2 separate regions of the Homo sapiens genome follow, and region 2 is linked to region 1. The links are chromatin loops, found by intact Hi-C in ENCODE. Cell type or tissue: stomach. All regions are shown on one strand. Each heading gives the region's core, and the rest is flanking DNA. Links, peaks and the distances in the headings are about the cores only.

What was found. A loop is a pair of places that touch in the nucleus more often than their neighbours do. Peaks named below come from ENCODE experiments on the same cell type or tissue, not always from the same donor. Only the 100,000 strongest peaks of a DNase experiment are listed, where the experiment ranks them.
Region 2: it touches region 1 in a loop (2.8-fold over the local background); 1 of 110 quality-filtered maps calls a loop at or near these places.

Annotation. Positions count from the first base shown.
Region 1 is chr3:150,932,206-150,939,854 of GRCh38, reverse strand. The region is part of intron 2 of CLRN1 (clarin 1); the gene reads left to right. Among named protein-coding and RNA genes, the nearest start is that of MINDY4B, 31 kb to the right of the region's middle. In stomach, for the core only: no CTCF peak of the experiment used is centred there; no DNase peak of the experiment used is centred there.
Region 2 is chr3:151,127,881-151,135,529 of GRCh38, reverse strand. MED12L (mediator complex subunit 12L) reads right to left here. Exons shown (of 45, transcript NM_001393769.1): 5 at 7,546-7,649. Among named protein-coding and RNA genes, the nearest start is that of MED12L, 46 kb to the right of the region's middle. In stomach, for the core only: no CTCF peak of the experiment used is centred there; a DNase peak (open chromatin) is centred at 4,909.

The DNA of each region.
Region 1 (7,649 bases), core at 1,753-6,752:
GAAAGTGATTCAATCACATGTGAAAGTCCAGATGAGAAGAGAGAGTTGGGATTACTTCTGCTCACCAAACATCCAAAACCAAACAGGTGGATCCGGGTGGTGTGCTGTTTTACTGATGACCATTACACAGAATTTTAACAGAAGGAATGTAAAGCAGTGGTTCTCAAACTGGAGTTCCCAGATGAGCAGCGTCTGCATCATCTGGAAACCTGATAAAGCAGCAAATTCTCAGGCCCTACCCCAGACCCACTGAATCAGAAACTTGGGGGTCTGGGGGAAGATGGCCATCTGTATTTTAACAATCTCCCTTCAGGAGATTCTGAGGCTGGCTCAAGTTTGAACTACAGGTAGTTGGTTCAACAGGTGTTGGTGGACTGACAAACAAAAAGAGACTCCGAGGTAACTCCAAGATGGTAATGTCAGAAAGCAGCTACCACCCCTAGGGCTTGGGGGAACCAACAAAAGAGTTTGGCATTGCCAGAACCTAGAATCTTGAGGAGAGGCCCCAGAGCATTGTGTCTCAGACCTTGAGGACTTGGCACTGGGACACCATGAGGGGTTTCTGGGTGTGGGAAAGGGCTGGAAACTCCCCAGTTGCTGCCACCAGGGAGAACTACAAGTGAAGTGGAAGGTGTGGGCCTTTCTCCCTTTTCTTTTCTCGTCTTCTCTCTCCCCCTGGTGCTCATGTTTGACAGAAAACAGCTGAAAAGGCAGAACTAGTTTGGGGAGTCTTGACCTGGCATCATAAAGCAGAGAAAAGCAAAGCTGGAGTGAAGGTGAGACACAACAGCTCATTAGCAGCAACAGCCGTCTAGCGCTCCAGCTTCTGAATGAAATTCTGAAGAACAGCGCACTTGGAAGACAAATTATTTGACAGTTCTGACAGACGACCAAACTAACAGCATTTGAAAAGCAAGATGACTCAGAGAATACAGAATTTAATCCAAATCCCAGATCCTATCTCTGCCTTTGGCCAGGCCTAATGCAAGGAGAACCTGAGCACACAAATATATGCAGGAATGATCAGGACCTGTGCCTGCATTCTATTCTGTCTCACCCACCTTCAAATTTGTTGTAAAAACATGGGCTCAATAAAGGTTTGTGAATCAGGGAAGGAAGAGAAGGGGAGAAAGGAAGGGAAGGAGCCAGCTCCAGATCTGTGTCTTGCAGAGGATAAAGGCCAGTGTTTTTAGATCACCCAGTGTTTTTCTAAGCCCCCAATACTTATTTTGAAATATCAAAATGTTCAATAACTAAAAAAAAAACCGTTACAACAATAAAACATGTTTGAGGGTCAGATGGACTGGCAGTTTGTGACCTCTGGGGATAAACAGGTCACTTTGGAATCACAGACTTCCTCATTCCCCTTAAATCTCATATGGTACCCAGAAGCCCTTGGAACTTTGGAAGGTGTTTATTCACAGTTGTAATGTCCATGCAGACCCTGGCTCTAAGACCCAATTGTGTAAGGGTAGGTTTGTAGCCCTTATCCCAAACATTCTAAGTGTGAGCCAATGCGTCACACACTCAGAGGCCAGAGACTGTATTGGGGTCCTTTATTTCACGTACGAGTCACATTCCATTAAGAGACCCCAGAAGTCAGCTCTCTTCCACTGACTGGTTCTCTTCCCTTGTTTCTCTTGCCAATGTGTGCTGCCCAGGTGGCAGTGCTCACTGTCAGCAGAGAAGAAAAATGCTTTCCTCCTTGGACCTCTTTTCTCTTTTTCTCCTCCCTACTCACATTCAGGTTCCCTAAGCTTCCCCGCTCCTTGTGCTGAAGTCATTCTATGGTCATTTCTTCAACTGTCTACTTCCCTGCTGGATGGGCACCCAAGACTTGGCATCCTGGGGCATGTAGAAAGGGGAAAGGGAAGGGAAGGGAAAAGAAGTCCTCCCAATTGTCTATCTGGACCTTTCCACACTGCCCAGAGTACTGCTATGGGCATCTCCTTATGTCTCCCGATGTGGTGCATGCCAGACCCTGCAGGTAGAAAAGGAAAGAAAGCAACCCATTGGACCAGGCCAGCAAAGGCTTCAGTCACACAGCTGGCTCATACTTATGGCTTCATATTCTGTTGCCTCTTGAACCAGACATTTCTTCCACTCTCATAACCTCCAGTTTAGCTCGTATTCCTCAGCATTCTCCATGTAATATTGTTGCATGAAACCCATGCAAGTCAGCCAATTTGCTCTTTCTCATCTTGTCATTTATAAATTGATGCTGAGAAGTCTTTTTCCCAAGGTTTTTAGTAATACCTTCATCATCCCCCATAGTTCATTTTGGGCAGTGATTCGCTTCTTTGACTGTACATTAGAATCATCTGAAGAACTTTCTAAAACTACTGATCTCAGGTCTCACACAACACTAATTAAATTATAGTCTCTGGTGGGGTAGGGCTTGGGCACTGCTATTTTACCTTAAGCTCTCTGGAGTCATTCTAATTTGTAGCCAGTGCTAAGGGTTGCAATATAAGTGAATATATTTCACGTATTTGTCAAACATTGACTGAGTGCCCATTATGTGCCAGCCATTATAATAGGCACTGGTGATCCCACAGTGAATCAGGCACACAATGCTGTCTTCACGGAGCTTGTTGTCTAGTGGGAGAGTCAAACAAAAGTGTATATCAATAATTAAGTGATTACAGATTGCAATAATTACAATAAGGGTGATAAACAGGTTGCTATAATATACAATAGTATTGCCTTTCACCAGACATTTCTTAAAGAGGTAAATCATCTATCAGACACCTTTTAAAAATCTCATCTAATTTCAAAAGTGTACATAAATAATTAAGTGATTACAGTTTGCAATAATTACAATGAGGGTGATAAACAAGTTGCTATGAAAGAGAAAGATAGCAGAGATCTGGCTTTGAGATGGTGGTCAGGGAAGACTGCTCCAATAGCTGAGTTCTAAAGCTAAGAAGGAACTGAGAACCTTCACAGAACGTCCCAAGTAGAAGAGAAAGCACACTGAAGACTCTAGGGAAAGAGGTCTGCTTGTTGTAGGAACCGAAAGAAGGCCAATGTGGCTAGGTGCTGGGTAGTGAGGGGAAATGGCACAAGGAAAAAATGAGGTTAGAGAGATCAGTTGATACCAGTTAATGTTGGACCCTAAACATTAACCATGGTAAGTCTTTTAGAATTGATTCTAATTGCAATGAAAACCTTTTGAAAGATTTTAAAAAGATATCTGATAGCTGATTTACCTCTCTAAGAAATGTCTGGTGAAAGACAATACCATCACATTGGAGATGGAAAAAGATGAATGGATTCTAAAAACATTCTGAAAGTACATTCAAAATGTTTTTCAGGTAGCTTATGCAACTAATAAATAGTGGTGGCATTCTGGGTAAGACAAGGGAGGAGCAGGCTTGCAGTTTAGGGCAAGAAAGGGGTGGGGAGAAGAGCTCAGCACTAAAATCATGTGTTCCATTTGGGGCACATCGAGTCTGAGTTGCTATGAGACCACCAAGTGGAGATGCCAAGTAAATAGTCAGTTACATGAATCTGGAGTTCAGTGAAGAGGTCTAGAAGAAAGATGTATATTTGGGCATTATTCGGATATAGATATTATGTAAAGCAATAAAATTGGATGAGATCACCTAGGGAGAGAATGCACATAGATAAAAACTGACCTAGGACCACTTCATGTCTAAAACACCAAAAGCAATGTCAACAAAAGCCAAAATTGACAAATGGGATCTAATTAAACTAAAGAGCTTCTGCACAGCAAAAGAATCAGAGTGAACAGGCAACCCACAAAATGGAAGAAAATTTTCACAACCTACTCATCTGACAAAGGGCTAATATCCAGAATCTACAGTGAACTCAAACAAATTTACAAGAAAAAAACAAACAACCCCATCAAAAAGTGGGTGAAGGACATGAACAGACACTTCTCAAAAGAAGACATTTATGCAGCCAAAAAACACATGAAAAAATGCTCACCATCACTGGCCATCAGAGAAATGCAAATCAAAACCACAATGAGATACCATCTCACACCAGTTCAAATGGCAATCATTAAAAAGTCAGGAAACAACAGGTGCTGGAGAGGATCTGGAGAAATAGGAACACTTTTACACTGTTGGTGGGACTATAAACTAGTTCAACCATTGGGGAAGTCATTGTGGCGATTCCTCAGGGATCTAGAACTAGAAATACCATTTGACCCAGCCATCCCATTACTGGGTATATACCCAAAGGACTATAAATCATGCTGCTATAAAGACACATGCACATGTATGTTTATTGCGGCACTATTCACAATAGCAAAGACTTGGAACCAACCTAAATGTCCAACAATGATAGACTGGATTAAGAAAATGTGGCACATATACACCATGGAATACTATGCAGCCATAAAAAATGATGAGTTCATGTCCTTTGTAGGGACATGGATGAAGCTGGAAACCATCATCCTCAGCAAACTATCGCAAGGACAAAAAACCAAACACCGCATGTTCTCACCCATAGGTGGGAATTGAACGATGAGAACACATGGACACGGGAAGGGGAACATCACACACTGGGGACTGTTGTGGGGTGGGAAGAGGGGGGAGGGATAGCATTAGGAGATATACCTAATGCTAAATGACGAGTTATTGGGTGCAGCACACCAGCATGGCACATGTATACATATGTACCTAACCTGCACATTGAGCACACGTACCCTAAAACTTAAAGTATAATAATAATAAAATAAAATAAAATAAAAAAACAAAAATTGATGTAGGACCAATTCCTGAAGAACACTGACAGTTAATTTTTTGGTTTAGGAGGAGGAGAAGCCAGCAAACGACACTGAGTAGCAATATCCAAAGAAAAAGAGGAAAAAGGAAAACTGGGAGATTATGAGTGTCCCAGAGGGAATGTTTCAAGATTACCATCAGCAGTGAGCTTTGTGTAAAGGTGGCCTCCTGTAATAGAGGTGCGGGCAGGAGAAGGCAGAATAGGGAAAAGGGGGTGAAAAAGCTTCCCTCAAGATTTATAATACAGTGGAAGAGAGAGACAGAGAGAGAGAAAGAGAAAGAGAGAGAGAGAACTTAAGGAGGTAGAGGAAGAGAGAGAACCAAAAAAGAGGGAGCTGAGTATAGAAGCAATTAGATTCATAGTTTTTAGTTGCGGCAGTGATATTTGAGTGGGGGCCTTTTATATATTCCATTCTAGGTGTTTCCCAGTTGATGGGAGAGGGTCTTACCTAGATCTGCATGTAAAAGGGAGTAGGCCAGCTGGCAGACTTGACATGGATCAGTGGTAGAACATCCTAGCAGTTCTGTGAATACTCTCTGAGAATGACATGAAAGGTATTGGTTCAGGCCTTTTGGAGGTGATAAAAACCACCAAAATGTGGACTTATTGCAAATTGTATTTGTTACCATTTGCAATGATTATAATTATTCTCTTATATATAGGCTTTCTTACATATAGCTTCTCTTACACATAGCGTCATGAGTTATGCCTTCTCTTACATATAGTGTCTGCTATGAGTTATGCCAAGCAGGGCAAACAAAATTGCTGCCTTTCTTTAAAAAGAGGACGCTCCTAGTATGGGCCTAATTAATTATGATAATTACAGCTATGGCATGGAACATAAGCACATTCATATACACAAAGACAATAAAATAAAGAACAGTTCAAAAACAGAACAGTTACATTATATATCAGTTTCAGTATGAATAATACCCTGGACTCTGAAATATGTCTGGGGCACATTATTCTGTAATTGGTGGTGAAAAAAAATCTGCATCTTATCTCTACGCCAATCCTTATGAAGGAGCTGTTTTTCAGGAGTTCGAGAAAGAGACACAGGGATGTCCAGTCATCAAAGCCGCAGAGCCTGAGGAAGAATAAAGGATTTGTGGCAGGAAAACCCAGTAATGAATGTATTCTGCTAGTTTCTCAGCATAGAACTTAGAAAAGAGGCCACAGAAGGAAAAGAGAAGTAATGTTAGACAGCTGATGTTGGCAATGGGCAAAGAATTTCATTCTCATATGCAGGGCAGTGGCTAAAGGGGCAGTGTTGTGAGGAATCACATTCCAGGTCATTCATGTCCAGGGTGTGGTAGGAGGACTGTGTTTCATTTATTTTGTACATGGCCCAGCTATGACCTTGTGCAAGGAAATGCTTAATCATTTTCTATCACAGTTGCAAAGAGATTCTTATCCTACTCAGAATGTACGTCTTCTCTTCTGTTTCATTTACAGTCACAACCCAAGTCCTTGCTTTGACCTCCAAAGCACCACTTGATGTATCCACTTCAGAAACACACACAGACAGCTCACCTCTTTCTATCCCTTACCTTCCTCCCCTCTTCACTCAAACCACCTACTTCCTTTGCATTCACTCTTCCTTCAGCCTGAAATAATCTTCCTCCAAATATCTACCTTCTCACTCCCTCACTTCTCTCAAGATACACTTAAATGTTATATTCCCTATGAGGCCTCCCCTGGCCATCCCTCCCCAGCCTTCCTATCCCCCCTCTCTGCTTTATTTTATTCTCCTTAATATATATCACACTCTGATAAACCATTGAATGTACTTATCAAGTTATTGCCTCTCTCTCCCTTTCCATTGTCTCCATCACTGAGAGCTCTGTGAAGAAAAGGATTTGTACCTGTTTCATTTAGTGCTGTACCCCCAGTTCCCACAACAGCGCAACAGGCACTCAATAAATAGTTGTTGAATAAGTGAATAAAACAGAAGTAGCTGCATATTTTCTGGTAACAAATGATATTCTTCTGAAAATGTCATATTTTCAGACATATTTCCGAAAATAAATTCAAATTAGATAAACATTGTATTTTTAGACCATTTCTTCTTTGCATTAATCATCCTTCTCAATAATATAACATTTGTAAAACTTAGGTTAGATATGGGCTCTTCAACTTTCCATTACAGAAGATAAAGTGAAAAGGCTAGACCCAATGGTGTTATTCCTTCATCTACATCTATCCTTTGGAAACACATGACCAAATTGCTTGCCATCACAATCTCAAAATCTACCCTTTGGTATTAACTCACTTCACTTGTCCCTCTGTCCCTTTTTAGATGGTAGCCATCGGTCTCTGGAGCAGTGTAGAGTCAGAACAACTTCTATTTGGGGAAGAAATCATTGCTGGTGACCTTACTTTCAATTACTAACTTTCTAGTGACATTTACATAATTTTAGAGAAAATTAACACCTACACTTGTAAAGTTGTGGCTTTCCCACACCTATTTATCATCTCTCAATATTCCTTGAAAAGGAAATTATCAATTTATCATTCTATATTGGCAATGAAATGCCCCTAATATCTGTCACCTATAAGACAATTGAAGATGATGTGTTGAAAGCTTTCTGAAAATGCTGATCATTACTTTAAATGGAATTGAAATTCCAGTTTATTATTTCCAAAAATATGATCTTACTGATCATAGGATAACATTTCATAACATTTCAGAGATTTCTTCCCCTTCGAGGAGCCAAACCCATAGGACCTCTGGACTCCCACAGATCCTGGCAGGGAGTTCCCACTCATAAAAGCACAGGTGCCCTCAGAGTCATTCAGGGATGAAGAAGCAACCCTCATTGGCCATGTCCTACGTTCCCCATATAGTAAGGACTGGAGGAGACCAGTGCTCAATTCTGCAGTCTCAGACA
Region 2 (7,649 bases), core at 1,844-6,843, 200 kb before region 1:
ATGGAATAATGAAACCTACATTGCAAGGTTACAGATAAAGTCTGCAAAGTTCCCAACGGAGTAACACAGGATAATCAATAAATACTGGCTGGTAACAGCAGTTCTAAGTAGCAGTTGTCGCATATTATCAATGGTCTACATTTACTGTATGCCAGTCACTGTTCTAAACACTTTAAAGGTATCGATTCATTTCATTCTTAAAAAGTACTATCAGGCCAGGTGTGGTAGCTCACGCCTGTAATCCCAGCCCTTTGGGAGGCCAAGGTGGGCAGATCACCTGAGGTCAGGAGTTCAAGACCAACCTGGCCAACATGGTGAAACCTCGTCTCTACAAAAATTAGAGGAGCACGATGGCAGGTGCCTGTAATCCCAGCTACTTGGGAGGCTGAGGTGGGAGAATTGCTTGAACCTGAGAGCGGAGGTTGGCGTGAGCCGAGATCACACCAATGCACTCCAGCCTGAGCAACAGAGGAGACTCCATCTCAAATAAAAATAAATAAATAAATAAGTACTGTCAATTATCCTTATTTTTTTACAGACAAGAAACTGAGGGAAAGAGTCATAACAATAATAGTAATAATAAACCCTTCCATGGCTTTTCATCATGCACCAGAGGGAACTCACATATCTCACTCTGGCAAACAAACCTTCACACAGGCTTTCAGCACCTCCCCACTGGTAACTGATGCTCAAGCTGAAGTTAAATCCTGGAGGTGCAACAAGTCAAACTATTTGATAACGTATTTCTCTGCAGACTTCATCCTTCTGTCAGAAATGCCCTTCCCTGAACAACAGCCCACTCCAGCTGTGTCCTCCTAGGAAGCGTCTCTTCTTGCAAAAGTATACACCTAAGTCACTTCCTCTGTGAATCTCCTGGATGTCCCAAGTTCCCTCAGTGGCTTATTCCTTAAGACTTCCTCTGTATTTTCTTCCTGTCACTATGAAGTCTTCCTTCTCTAATATTTGATTGTTTGGATGCATGTCCCCTACTCATACTGCAAATACCTAGAGGGCAGTGATTACACTGTCACACTCTTGTCCTCACTGACCAGTGGTGTCCAGCACAGGCTCTGGAGCCAAGTTTGGACACTTACGCTGAGGGGTTCTGTGCACCACCTGCACATCACCATCCTCATCCACGAAATGAGAATAACGTATCTCTTTCACAGGCTATCTGAATAATAAGTCATAAAACGGACAAAATATACATAGAACCCAGCAAACATTTACTAATGAAATGGGGAACACTGTATCACTGCACAACAGAAGAACCGTGGCAGAGAGCCAATAGACCTGGTGAGGGACTGACCATTTTCAAACAGGCCAAAAAAAAAAAAAAAACAACCCCACAACAGCAAGGGATGGGGCATTCCCATGGCTGACAAGCTTCTCCAAACAACCTAGATCATTACCCAGCACACATCGGGAGCTGATTCAACCTTGAAATGCAGTTAGCACCGTATCCCTGCTTATCACAATACCGGGGATTCCATAAGTGCTCAAGAAATGCTGTTAACAGTGACAGCAATAACAGCAATAAATGCTGTAGTTATTATTAGTTGATTCAGCAACAATAAGACTCCTCATGGGGAAAATTCCTATAAATAAATGTACAAAATTCCGTTATTTACTATAAAGTCATATTTCCTAATCTGTTCAAAGACTTCAATTGCATAACTCAATGTGAGTTTTACTTTTTCATTTTTAAGTATTAGCTAGCCTGTTTTAAATAATTTTCTCTGGTGAGCTCAAAATATTTAAGGCAGCTGAACAATCTTGTTCTCTTAAAAATGAAACTTAATTCAACTCTAAAAATATCTGAAACCGAACATGCATTATTTCTGGCGTACTCTCCCTCAAGTAGCAACATCAACTATTTCATGACATTTTCTAAACATCGTGTCCACCTAAACCTTTTTTTTTTTTCAGGTCTCACAAGGACTAAGAATTACAAACTCTTCTTTCAGGCTTCCCTAATTCCCCTCTATTTAAAATCTCTGTCCTGATACTCAGATTTGTCCAAGTCAAATATTTCATTACCCACTTTGAAGTTACACATGAGACCTCACTCAGAAACCCAAGGCGCTTCTCACTCCTCTCACTTTTGTGTATACAGTGTACTGGGTACATCTTTGCTGACTGCAAGCTCCCCAGGGCAGCAACCCATTTAATCTACATTTGAGATCTGTAACTCTCTGCATAACGACAGTAAGGATCTCTGTGTTGCTCCTTGTTGCTGTGAGCCCACTTAACTTTGGGAAAAGTTCCCTTCAATAAAATCAAACAGCAGTGCTTTATAGCTCTGCTCCAATGCTGAAAGTAGGAACTGAAAATAAAACACGTTTCTATTACAAAGGAATAAAAGTCATTTCTACCGAAAACACTTTACAAATCCTAATAACAATCATCAAGACAACGGAAGTCATAAAACCAATGCCAGAAAAGGATGACACTTGATAGTCAATCTTTTCCCAAACGTGCTGAATGATTCTTTTTGCTATCAATGCCAGAACACAGAACCTATTACTAGAAGTTAATCTTCTGAAGTGTATGTGATTTAATCCAATTCAACACATATATATGTGTGTACTCCCTTGGCTGTATCCCTTGCTAGGAGTGTGAAACTTGCTACATTACATTATGGCTATGTCTACACAGCCAAATGCTTTCAAATATACTGTATAATTTGCTTTTAAAAGTTGAAAAAGCTGCTGACGACAAAGGCGAATGTCAGAGGTATCAGGTGTAACAAAGTGATAGTAAAACAAGATTAGATATTTGGAAAACATGCTCTTTTCATATAGTATAAACAGAATCCTTCATTTTCAATTAAAATACATATAAGAATATAGAGAAAGGAACTGTATATTTACACAGGTAAATTACTAATTACAAAGGGTAGAATAGTAACTTTGAAGGAGAAAAATCCGATAGACACCACCTTACCCAAATCATCAAAGTTACCACCATCAGTATTGGGATATGATACACTGATACATTCACAGCATCACCTCCAGGCTATTCCAAGCAAAGGTATGTAACTTAAATCTATTAATGAGAAACTGGAGAAAGGAAAAATCAATGGACAGTCTACAAAATAACTGGTGTGCCTCCTTCAAAAATATCAAGGTCAAAAGAAAATGGCTAATGAACTGTTCTAGATTAAAGACAACTAAAAAAACATGACAAAGGCAACACAGACACTGGATTGAATCAAGGTTGAAAAGACTGATGTCTGGAGAAGCTAAGGACTTTGCATTAAATCACCTTGTCTCTTAGTGGCAGCACTGATAAAAGTAAAGCCCAAAGCTCCCTCTGAGATGGTAGACCTGGGAACTTAGGGGTAAACTCCTGAAATTCATACATTTTAAAAATATTTCTCTTTTTAGCCTTTGGCCTGTCTTAGTTCAAAGCCTGGATACTCTAACATAAGAAATATTATTATAGGCACTTGATCTTCATGGAGTTAATATTCACAATTTTAAATATACATTAATAATCATAAAAACCCATGAACTGCAATATACTGTAAATCAACTGGATCAAAAAACAGAATCGTATGTTATCTGGCTTACAGAGGAAGAAAAAATACAGCTAGTGACTAAACCTAATAATCCATCCATTATGGGTATGCAAAAAATAAAAGTTTTAACTTTTTGGTGGGGAGAAAAATAACCCTCCAAAGTCCAACCAGCCATAGTGATAAGGAAATTAATGGTAAAACTAATGAATCCAACAAGTCCATAACGTTCTTAAGTAGAAACTGGAGCTATACTTCCCTCCATTTCTCCATTTAGTAGGGGAAATCATGTGGTCCTGGTGAAACACTCATATCTGGGATTTCCCAGAAATTACATAACCTTTCCAAATTATCAAGATCTATCAAACTGTTTTTTGTTTTTGTTTGTTTGTTTGTTTTTTGAGGGAGAGGGTCTCTCTCTGTTGCCCAGGCTGGAGTGCAGTGGCTCAATCCCAGCTCACTGCAGCCTCAACTTCCTAGACTCAAGCTATCCCCTCACCTCAGCCTCCTGAGTAGCTGGGAATACAGGTGTGCACCACCACACCTTACTAATTTTTTTGGTGGGGAGGGTTGGAGAGACAAAGTCTCACTATGTTGCCTAGATTGGTCTTAAACTTCTGGGCTCAAGCGATCTTCCTGCCCTGTTCTCCCAAAGTGGTGGGATTATAGGCATGAGCCACCATGCCTGGCTTGAACTCTTATTTGCTCTAAAATCGTTTTAAGTTTCAGTTGTAAAAATCATTCCTGCACTTCCTTTTTGCATTTTTGTAGCAGTCGAAGTCAGATTAAATTGAACATCAGGAAAAACACTGACAAGAACATGTTACCAAAAAAATATATATTAAGAGAACATAAGGAATGGAGTAGTCTCTCCGATATAGCTGGTGATAATGAAAGTTTCAAGGATTATCAATTGGGAGAAATTTTTTTAAATACATACATACACAGATGCAGAAATATGTAATCACATCACACACACACACAAACATAAATGTTTCAGGCCTAATTATTCATTTATTTATTTTAAAGATTACTGACCACCTTGTGTATGCCAAGTACTGTCTTCAGAGACTCAGCACTGAACAAATCTAGCGAAGTCCTTCATGGAGCCTGTGTTGTACTTGGGAGTGGATGTAGACAGATGATCAAAAATTAATAAAAAATATAACATCAGATGGTGTTAAGAACAATGAAGAAAAATAAAGCAGAATAAGAAGACAGTAACAGGGAGATATTTTGGCAGCAGTGGTTGGAGAAGGCTTTTCTTAGGAAGCGCGTCTGGGCAGAGACCACAGTGGAGCAAGGGAGCAGGCCCATGTGCACCCACAGGTGAAGGAAGAGCCGCGCCCACAGGTCAGCAGAGCTCTGAGTTTGGAATGTGCAGGCAGGTCGCTGGCGTCGCTGAGTTACACAATCTGAGTGGGACAAGGGGCCATGCAAGAATTCTGGGCATAAGGGTGGCGTAATTTCTGCCCTAACAGGATCATTCTGGCTACAAAGTGGAAAGCTGACATTAGAGGAAGAAAAACAAAAACAAGAAGATTGGCTAAAACCCTGCCATAGACAGGCAAAGGTGGTGGTGGTTTGGCCAGAGTAACAGCAGGGACACAGAAGACCAAGTTTTCAGATTCTGGTTTTATTTTGAAAGTAAAGATGACAAGATTGTTGACGGACTGAATGTAGGATTTTGAGAGAAAGATAAATACCAGGAATGACAATTTGGCTCTTACCCTTACCCATCCAATAACTACACATAACATTTACTAAGAAGAAATGTCAGGAAGAAACAGTTAAGGGATGACAAGAAATCAAGACCTTGATTTGATATACATTATGGTTCAGATGCCGATTCAGACACTTCAGATGTCATCAAAGTGAAGGTGGCTAGTAAGCAATTGGATATCCAGGTCCTGGGGAGAAGTATTAATAAATCCAATGGAGACTGGTTGGGCAGTGGCTCACCCTGTAATCCCAGTACTCTGGGTGGTGCAGGTGAGAGGATCACTTGAGCCCAGGCATTCCAAAAAAGCCTGGGCAACACAGTGAGACCCTGTCTCTACAAAACATTAAAGAATTAGCCAGGCATGGTGACACACGCCTATAGTCCCAACAACTTGAGAGGCTGAGGCAGGAAGATCACTTCAGCCCAGGAGTTTGAGGAAGCAGTGAGTTATGATCATGCCACTGCACTCCAACATGGGTGACTGAGACCCCCCACCTCTAAAAATAAATAAATAAATAAGTTAATCCAGTGGAGATACACACACACACACACACACACACACACACACACAAATGTAGATATATGAAGAAATATGTGTGTGTGAAGGCTGAACTTTGCTGAATGAATGAAACTTCAAAAAGGATAACAGAGGAGAAGGGAGAAGAGAAACCTGAACATCATGTTGTATCTACTTCAGCACTATTTGAAAATTTTGTAATGAAAATGTATTACTTTAGTAATAAAAAGGGGCACTTCTTTTGTATTCCCTCAAATAAAATAAAATGCTGATGGGGGGAATAAACTCAGAGAAATATAAAGATAATAGAAGACCACCGTGAAAACAACACTAAGAGGCCATCACTGTTAACTTGTGGATTACTACCTTCTAGTATTTTTTCCTGGGCATTTCTTCTCTAAAATACAGTTTCTTTTTGCTTATTTCTTTTAACACGTATAGGATGATGCTGAACTCAAAGATGGCAGCCACAGAATTCAGACCATGTTTTTGTTTTTAATTTTAAGTGTTCATGCTTTTTAGAGTGTGCTCCAATCACACCACTCCCCACCACTTTATACCCCAACTCATTTATCCAGGGCACCACCTGGCATCTGAAGACGTCTGTACTTTCTGTCCCTCCTCCTCAGAGATTTGTGATTGGACTCTCCCTTACAAAACCATAAGCTGTTTTCATTTCATAAGGAATTATTTATAAACCCAATCTCTAAATGGTCATATTTATATATAACTCTTTATGTACATTTCTGGTTTAGCATCACATCTTCTACAAAGCATGCTTTAGCACCACCTCAAGAAGTCACAGTCTAGAAACCAACATAGTGGGGACTCTGACTCAAAATACTGACCATGGCCAGCATAACTCTGGACACTGGGGACTTGGTGAGAATAAGACCAACATTCCTGCCCTTATGGGCCTTACATTTTAGTGTATGTGAGGTGGGGCACAGAGTGACAGATACAAATATTTTAAACATAATTTCAGATATTGAGATGGACATTGAATAAAATAATAACGTGAGAACATAACCAGAAGTAGAGGGAGAAGAGAGAAAGAGAGGGAATGCAATTTAGGTAGGTGGCCAGAGAAAGCCTCCTGCAGAAATGACATTTGAGCCAAAGCTGCAATGAAGAGACAGAAGCATGCAAATATTCCAGAGAAGACCAACCAAGTACAACAAACAAGAAACACAGAAGCCCTGAAAAGGGAAGGAGCTCTGCTCAGCATATTAGGGAGATAGAAGGAAGGCACTGTGGCTGGAACATCACAGGAAGGGGGGGAGCCGGGGGTGGGGGCAGATCAGCGATGACTTCACTGGCCACAGTAAAGAATCTGGATCTGTATTCCCACTGTAATAAAAAATTGCTGCAAATTTATAAATAGAAACACAATATACCATTTAGGTTTGGAGATTAGTATAGTAGTTATGCAGAGAATACAATGTAAGGAGCAAAAGTAACAGCAGAGAAAGCTGCTAGAAGGCTGTGACTCCAACCAGTTAAGAGATGTCGGTGGCTTGAACCAGCATTTCAACAGCTGTGGTGGTGAAAAGTGTTCAGATTCAGGATATATTTTGGCAGTAAGATCAACAGCCCTTGCTAATGGAGTCAGGATTCTGAGACTGAGTGAACTAGGAACAGCTGCCCTATCCATACCCGAGCAAATCAGTCTCACCACGGACCTTCTCAACACTCACCATGCTGGGCTGTATCCAGAGGGTACAGGCAACAATTACTTGCAAAATCAATAATGAAATGTAAGGTGTATTGTATTCTCTCACTTACCCAAATTCGGATCAGGAGCCTGACGTTTCTTAATTTTAGCTTCAGATATAGCAGAATAATAGGCACAAGTCATCTTGATCAGCCACGTTGCTCGAACCATTGGC